2 separate regions of the Homo sapiens genome follow, and region 2 is linked to region 1. The links are chromatin loops, found by intact Hi-C in ENCODE. Cell type or tissue: stomach. All regions are shown on one strand. Each heading gives the region's core, and the rest is flanking DNA. Links, peaks and the distances in the headings are about the cores only. Region 1 overlaps TMEM252-DT (TMEM252 divergent transcript). Region 2 has its middle 8.1 kb from the start of FXN.

Region 1 (4,389 bases), core at 92-4,091:
ATTTCTCCACATCCTCTCCAGCACCTGTTGTTTCCTGACTTTTTAATGATTGCCATTCTAACTGGTGTGAGATGGTATCTCATTGTGGTTTTGATTTGCATTTCTCTGATGGCCAGTGATGATGAGCATTTGAACAGGCATCCTACAAAATGGGAGAAAATTTTTGCAACCTACTCATCTGACAAGGGCTAATATCCAGAATCTACAATGAACTCAAACAAATTTACAAGAAAAAAACAAACAACCCCATCAAAAAGTGGGCGAAGGACATGAACAGACACTTCTCAAAAGAAGACGTTTATGCAGCCAAAAAACACATGGATTTATCTACCTTTGATCTTTGATGTTGGTGACCTTTGGATGGGTTTTTGTGTGGATGTCCTTTTTGTTGATGTTCATGCTATTCCTTTCTGTTTGTTAGTTTTCCTTCTAACAGTCAGGACCCTCTGCTGCAGGTCTGCTGGAGTTTGCTGGGGATCCACTCCAGACCGTGTTTGCCTGGTATCACCAACAGAGGCTGCAAAACAGCAAAGATTGCTGCCTGTTCCTTCCTCTGGATGCTTTGTCCCAGAGGGGCACCTGCCAGATGCCAGCCAGAGCTCTCCTGTATGAGGTGTCTGTCAATCCCTGCTGGGAGGTGTCTCCCAGCCAGGAGTCACAGGGGTCTGGGACCCACTTGAGGAGGCAGTCTGTCCCTTAGCAGAGCTTGAGCACTGTGCTGGGAGATCCACTGTTCTCTTCAGAGCCAGCAGGCAGGAACCTTTAAGTCTGCTGAAGCTGCGCCCACAGCCACCCCTTCCCCCAGGTGCTCTGTCCCAGGGAGATGGGAGTTTTATCTACAAGCCCCTGACGGGGCTACTGCCTTTCTTTCAGAGATGCCCTACCCATAGAGGAGGAATCTAGAGAGGCAGTGTGGCTACAGTGGCTTTGCCAAGCTGCAGTCAGCTCTGCCCAGTTTGAACTTCCTGGCAGCTTTGTTTACACTGTGAGGGGGAAACCACCTACTCAAGCCTCAGTAATGGCGGATGCCCCTCCCACCACCAAGCTTGAGCATCCCAGGTCAACTTCAGACTGCTGTGCTGGCAGCAAGAATTTCAAGCCATTGGATCTTAGCTTGCTGGGCTCCATGGCAGTGGGATCCACTAAGCTAGACCACTTGGCTCCCTGGCTTCAGCCCCATCTCCAGGGGAGTGAACAGTTCTGTCTCTCTGGTGTTCCAGGTGCCACTGGGGTATGAAAAAAAAAAAAAACTCCTGCAGCTAGCTCGGTGCCTGCCCAAAATGGCTGCCCAGTTTTGTGTTTGAAATCTAAGGCCCTGGTGATTTAGGCACCCGAGGGAATCTCCTGGTCTGTGGGTTGTGAAGACCGTGGGAAAAGCATAGTATCTGGGCCGGGATGCACCGTCCCTCATGGCACAGTCCCTCACAGCTTCTATTGGCTAGGGGAGGGAGTTCCCCAACCCCTTGCACTTCCCAGGTGAGGCGACGCCCCACCCTGCTTTGACTAGCCCTCCATGGGCTGCACCCACTGTCTAACCTGTCCCAATGAGATGAGCCGGGTACCTCAGTTGGGAATGCAGAAATCAGCTGCCTTCTGCGTTGAGCTCGCTGGGAGCTGTAGACCAGAGCTATTCCCATTCGGCCATCTTGCCAACCACTGCATGGGCTTTATATCTTTTGCATTTCAAGGGTTTGTTTAGGTAGAACCTTCTGATTTTTTTTTTTTTTTTTTTTTTTGAGACAGAGTTTCACTCTTGTCGCCCAGGCTGGAGTGCAACGGTGCGATCTCGGCTCACTGCAGCCCCTACCTCCAGGGTTCAAATGATTCTTTCCTGCCTCAGACTTCCGAGTAGCTGGGACTACAGGCGTGTGCCACCACGCCCAAGTAGTTTTTGTATTTTTAGTAGAGACAGGGTTTCACCATGTTGGTCAGGCTGGTCTCGAACTCCTGACCTCAGGTGATCTGCCTGCCTCAGCCTCCCAAAGTGCTGGGATTACAGGTGTGAGCCACTGCACCCGGCTGTCTTCTGATCTTTTTAAACAGGATGTTCTCATGATACGATTTCTATCCATCTGTTCTTACCCTAGATTCTCAAGGCTGAATAAAGAACTGGTCAGGTGGAATTGCTGCTTTCACGTAATCTTGAACTTCTCTGCTTTGCTTTTGGAATGAAATGCCGTGGCTCCAAACTGTCCCTGGTCAGGGTCCTCCCTCACAGCATTACTCCAACCATCTTCTCTGTCCCAGCTTATTCTATTTCTCAACTCCCAGGCTTAACCTGCCTAGACCTCTTCCTCATCCTTGATCATCCTCTGTGTGTGGGGGGTCCCAGGCTTTTGCTGAGTTTACCTCCACCACCTGGTGTGCCTGCTCTTTCTGGCCTCACCTGGTAACATCTCCATTCTTCCAGGCCACTTCAAATGCCCCTTCGTTTGGAGCCTTTCCTGAAGCCCAATAGGACATGAGCTCTGCAATGTTTGTAATGAAGGAGTAATGAAGCCAGATGTTGCCTCACGTGGTTCCCTGCTTTTCCTACAATGCAGTTTGAGTCTTTTTTAGAAACAGCGATCACCTCTGCAAACAACCAGCAACCCCACTGGTGCAGTGGGCATTTATAATGTTGAGTAACATAGTTTAGCCAAAAATACATACAATAAAGAAGAACTGGCCTCATACCAACATATTTCATGATGATTCAGAGATTATTAAGTGGTGCCAATTTCAAAAGCCTATCTGAGCACACAATTTCATTGCAGGGTTGTCCAATCTTTTGGCTTCGCTGGGCCACATCGGAAGAAGAAGAATTGTCTTGAGCCACCTGTAAAATACACAAACACTAATGATAGCTGATGAGCTAAAAAAAAAAAAAAAAAAAAAAAAATCGCAAAAAAATCTCATGTTTTAAGAAAGTTTACAAATTTGTATTGGGCCATATTCAAGCCATCCTGGGTCACATGTGGCCTGTGGGCTGTGGATTGGACAAGCTTGCTCTAGAGCCATAGACAAGGTTTGTTGGTGGTGTAGGACGACAAGAAAAGGTGACCTGGGCCCCATCACACGCAGGGCCAAGAGGAGCAGCTCCACTCTGCAGGCCCCACCCCCGCCACTCATGCAAATGAAGCTGTCCTCAGGCCTAGCAACTTGCCCTCTGCCCTCTTCAGCCTCAATACTATGCTGGCCTCTGTGCTGTCCTGGCCAATGGAGATGGGGACAAGGGGCTCCCCAGGGCAGCTGGAAGTCAGCTCCTGCTAGATCACTACTCCCTCCCACCCAGCTGATGGGGAGAATCTCTGGTGGAGCCATCCATTTTCTGGCTCTGTCTTACAGCCCAACCAGTGACATTGCCATCTTCTCCCATTTTCCAAGCTCCTCCCAGCCCCCTCCCCAGGCGTCCCCTCTGTCAGGTAGTGAGGGTCTCCTTGGGAGGCAAGCAACCAGTAAGGACAGTCAGGGCCACTTCTGGGTTGGAGGGAGGCAGACCCTGATCCAGAGGGAGTCCTGCTCATGGGTCCTCCAATGCTGCATGTGATTCCCCACTCTTTCCACAGTGCTCATGCTGTGACCCCCACCTGGAACCCCCCTACCTTAATTTCATCCCAACTCCTACCCATCCTCCAAGGCTGGCTGAGGTCTCACCTACCCTAGGGGCTTCTTGACCATTTCCCAGCCGCAGAGCATCTGTCTCCTCGTACTCTCGGCTCTGGCTTTCATTTATTTAGTCTAGAGCTAAAGCACATGGGCTATAGTCAGGCTGCCGGGACCCAGGCTGTGTGACCCTGGACAACTTACCCACAGTGTCCTCAGTTTTCGTATTTGTAAAATGGGAATACTCATTGTGCCTACCTTGTAGGGTTATTGTGAAAATTAAATGAACTGGGCCATAGGTCCAGCTACATACTAAGAACTTCATACATCTTATCTTTTCTCTGGATAGCCTGTATTTTTCAGGTCAGTTTATTGTTATTTAACTTTACATAGTTTACATATTGTCTTCTTAATGAGATTAGAGGTCCTCTGAGTGCTATAAGTAAGCTGTTGATGGTGCCTCTTTGTAGTCTTCACAGCACCTAGCCAGTAACCTACACACAGTAGGTGCTTAATACTTATTGTTTAAATTCAATATAGTGCTAGCAGTGTCATGTGGTCTGCAAAATAGATCATACCAAAATGTAAGTCATGGATCAGTATAACTCCCAAAGGCTTCTAGTTTCAGGTAGACTTTGCTGCAACACAAACCAGCCTAAAACATGGTGGTCTAAAAACAGCAATGACGATTTATTATTTCTCATGATTCTGTGGGTTGACTCGGGAGTTCTGTTCATTTGCAACATTTAGCTGGAGGGTCAGTGGGGCTGGAGGGCCCAAGATGACCTCACTCATGTCTAGCCC
Region 2 (4,389 bases), core at 119-4,118, 430 kb after region 1:
AAGAAATTAGCCTGGGCCAGGTGTGATGTCTCACGCCTGTAATCCTAACACTTTAGGAGGCTGAGGTGGGTGGATCACCTGAGGTCAGGAGTTCGAGACCAGCCTGGCTAATATGGTGAAACCCTGTCTCTACTAAAAATACAAAAAATTAGCTGGGTGTGGTAGCGGGCACCCATAGTCTCAGCTACTCGGGAGGCTGAGGCAGGAGACTCGCTTGAACCCGGGAGATGGAGGTTGCCATGAGCTGAGATCGCACCATTGCACTCCAGCCTGGGCAACAAGAGTGAAACTTCATCTCAAAAAAAAAAAAAAAATTAGCCTGAGTTCTCTCAGAATATCATAGCATAAGTCCTGTTCCCACTTTCTAAAAACGTTTGTACTTGATTCTCACAATCTAGGAGGAAAACATGGCAGTGTTTGTATCCCCATTTCATCCATGAGGAAACTAAAATCCAGGGAAGTTCAGGTCTTCTTGCCCAGGGTCGACCAATGGTATGGTGGGTCTAGGACAGGTGGCCCTTTCTTTTGCATACAGCCTCCCCCTGATGCCCCATAACTCCCACCTCATCCCACCGGGTGCCCTGCTGCCTGGTGCAGCATTTAGCATTACTGGCAAGTCACAATCATCACAGATGAGCGAAGTTCATAGAGCTTTCATTCAGCGAAGCCAGGCAGGATGGGATGAAAGAGGGGAGCCAAGAAGCCTGGAGAGAAGACACCATGTGAATGCTCTGGCCTGATTCTCCTTTCCCTGCAACCAGTGACTCTCCACTATGCAACAGTGTCAGGCTCAGAGACTCAAGCCCAGTCTGCCTGTTAGTGTTCTATAATAAGCAGGGAATGGGTCAGGCATGGTGGCTCACACCTGTAATCCTATCACTTTGGGAGGCTGAGGTGGGTGGATCTCCTGAGGTCCGGAGTTCGAGACCAGGCTGGCGAACATGGCAAAACCCTGTCTCTTCTAAAAATTCAAAAATCAGCCAGGCGTGGTGGCGTGCACCTGTAATCCCAGCTACTCAGGAGGCTGAGGCAAGAGAATTGCTTGAACCTAGGGGGCGGAGGTTGCAGTGAGCCAAGATCGCACCACTTCACTCCAGCCTAGGTGAAACAGCAAAACTCCAACTCAAAAAAAAAAAAAAAAGCAGGGAATGGAGAGCAAGCAATTATCCCCCACAGATGGGAGACGGCTGTGCCCCCGCCTTAGACTGAATCACTCTGAAACCCCAAAATAACCCTTTCCAGAGTCCCAGGCCCCCAGACATAGACGTTCTCTGTTGGACAATGCAGTCCCACAGACGGATCTAGGCTGTTCTTAAAGTGGTTTTCCAAGTAAAGGCACTTGTCTCCCCGTGAGGCGAGGGCCATCAAAGCTCCTTTTCCCTCAACGCCTACCAAGCCACAACCTATTTTAACAACACACACATAAATTAGCTCAGTTCATCAACAAGATCACCTCTGAATAGTAGATGTAGAAGGTTGAAGGATAGCAACAAAGATGCTAGTTATACTTTCACGTGGAATTCCTGACCCTATATTCTGGTACCATATTGCCTAAGGCAAGAGACAAGGCAAGACGGGTTCCTCCAGCAAGGGGCACATCAGGTCCCTGAGCACTGGAAGAAAGTAGTGATGGTGTTGATACTTGCATCAGGTCAGAGGCAGAGAAGAGAACTGGCCTGCAGTGATGGCCAAGGGTGAAGGTAGGGGTACTGGCTCCCCTCTTCTCCCCTAACTCTTGTCAAGGCCACCCACTCCTCTGTCCTGCCTAGAATGTGAAGGGAGGCACCCAGCTCAGCTGCAGGGTCCTGACTTCCCGGTGATCTGCACTAGCCTGCAGTCCCCTGAAAGCCCAGACCTGGATGTGTGTGCCTGGCCACCAAAGTGGCCCCGGGGTGCCCTCTGTGACCACAGGTGTATAAACATGCCTCTTAAAAGACACCATGACCAACCATGAGGCCAAGTGTGGGGCTAGCATTCGCTGATGTCTGTGTTTTGCACATACTAATTCACTTCATCCTCATGGAAATCTCTGAGGTAAAGAAGTATTTGCTTTAATTTACAGATGAAGAAACTGAAACTCAGGTTAAAAATAGACCAAGGACACACAGGTAGTTGAGGGGCAGAGCAGGGATTTGAACACTGTTATGAAAATTATCTAAAACTTGGAAGTAAGGCAAAAAGATTGCTTTGAATATTTAATTCAAAGTTAGACCAGAATAGTGGTTCTCAACCAGGGGCAATTTTACTCCTTAGGGGACCTTTTCACAATGTCTGGAGACATTTTTGATTGTCACTATTGAATGGGAGAGCAGATACTACTGCCATCTAGTGGGTGGAGACCAAGAATGCTGCTAAACCACCTTACAATGCATGGGACAACCACCACGACAGAGTTAGCCATGTGTTGCTTAACAACAGGGATACATTCTGGGAAATGCATCATTAGGTGATTTTGTGATCTTGCGAACATCATAGAGTGTACTTACACAAAGCTAGATGGTCTAGCCTACTATACGCCTAGGCTATACAGTCTAGCCTACTGCTCCTAGGCTATAAACCTGTACAGCATGTTACCATACTGAATACTATAGTCAATTGTACTACAGTAGTTAAGTATTTATGTATCTAACATATCTAAGCACAGAGAAAGTACAGTAAAAAAATATAATCTTAGGGGACCATTATCACATATGTGGTCCATCACTGACTGAAACAGCATTATGCAGCACATGACTATAATCAGTAGAAACATCAGTAAATAGTCACCATTGAGAAACTCTGTTCCAGCACAGTGTGACTATGCTCGACTTATTATTTGCCATTAATTAGGTCTCAAGGATGTCAATTTTTAGAAGACAATAAACAAAAAAATTAAAATAAAAAAATAAACAGCAAGCACAGTAGCTGATGCTTTTAATCCCAAAACTTTGGGAGGCCAAGGCAGCCTGGCCAACATGATGAAACCTCGTCTCTACTAAAAATACAAATATTAGCCAGGCTTGGTGGCACATGCCTGTAATCTCAGCTACTCAGGAGGCTAAGGCAGAAGAATTGCTTGAACCTGGGAGGCGGAGGTTGCAGTGAGCCGAGATCACGCCATTGCACTCCAGCCTGGGTGACAAAACTCCGTCTCAAAATAAATAAATAAACAAAAGAGAAAAGAATGTCAGCTTGTAGAAAACTGGTAAGATGCAAATGACTCTTGTCTAAGAAAGTAACCCCAAAGACTATAGTTTTATAGACCTGAAGGACACTACCCAGTTGTGTATCTCACTTAGCAATCTTACGCCAGAATGCTCTTTTTATCACTGACTATTATAGATCAGTTTCTTCCAGCTTCCTTTAAACCAGTTTGCCTTCCTGCTGGCTCCCTCTTGTATTTTGCTAGGGCTGCCATAACAAAATACCACAGACTGGCTGGCTTAAACCACAGAAATCTATTTTCTCAGAGTTCTGGATAATGGAAGTTCAAGATCAAGGTGCTGGCAGGGTTGGTTTCCTCTGAGGCCTCTCCCTGTGGCTTGCAGGGGGCCGCCCTCTTGCTGCCTCTTCCTGTGGTCTTTTCTCTGTGCACATGTGTTCCTGGTGTTTCTTTCTCATTTTATAAAGACACCACTCCTTTCACATTAGGACCTACACTTGAGACCTCATTTAACCTTAATTACTTTTTTTTTTTTTGAGACGGAGTCTTGCTCTGTCGCCAGACTGGAGTGCAGTGGCGCGATCTCAGCTCACTGCAACCTCCGCCTCCTGGGTTCAAGTGATTCTACTGCCTCAGCCTCCTGAGTAGCTGGGATTACAGGCATCCGCCACCATGCCCAGCTAATTTTTTTTTTCTTTGTATTTTTAGTTGAGACGGGGTTTCACCATGTTGGCCAGGCTGGTCTCGAACTCCTGACCTCAAGTGATCCACCTGCCTCGGCCTCCCAAAGTGCTGGGATTACAGGCATGAGCCACCATGCCTGGCCAACCTTAATTACTTCTTTAAAGGCTTTATCTCCAAATATAGTCATATTCTGAGTGTCCTGGCAGTTAAAATTTCAACCTATGGACTTTGGGAGAACACACTTCAGTACCTAAAACTCCACTAATTATTTAATCTTTGATGCATGCTCACTACAAATTTGCATGAGAATTGTTTTTAACTTTTTGAAAATTATGCTTTGCAAATACATTTGTCTAAGCCCACAAAGTCTACTTGTTTCTACTATACTATACTTCTTGCATGCTGGACAGATAGAGCCAATTCACTGAGACAGCAGTATTGCAGTAAAGAAACAGTTTAATTAAGGCAAGGGCTGGCCACATGAAAGACAAGAGTTCATTATTCAAATCAGTTTCTCTGAGAACTCAGAGGCTAGGGTTTTTATGGATAAGTTGGCAGGCAGG

Evidence for each region. A loop is a pair of places that touch in the nucleus more often than their neighbours do. Peaks named below come from ENCODE experiments on the same cell type or tissue, not always from the same donor. Only the 100,000 strongest peaks of a DNase experiment are listed, where the experiment ranks them.
Region 2: a loop joins it to region 1, with 4 times the contacts of the local background. A loop is called at or near these places in 56 of 110 quality-filtered maps.

What each region holds. Positions count from the first base shown.
Region 1 is chr9:68,592,960-68,597,348 of GRCh38, forward strand. All of the region lies in intron 2 of TMEM252-DT (TMEM252 divergent transcript), which reads left to right. Among named protein-coding and RNA genes, the nearest start is that of LINC01506, 49 kb to the left of the region's middle. RefSeq lists enhancers at 2,615-3,115, 3,116-3,616. In stomach, for the core only: no CTCF peak of the experiment used is centred there; no DNase peak of the experiment used is centred there.
Region 2 is chr9:69,025,476-69,029,864 of GRCh38, forward strand. No RefSeq gene overlaps it. Among named protein-coding and RNA genes, the nearest start is that of FXN, 8.1 kb to the right of the region's middle. In stomach, for the core only: CTCF peaks have their summits at 2,327 (motif pointing left) and 2,529; a DNase peak (open chromatin) is centred at 2,346.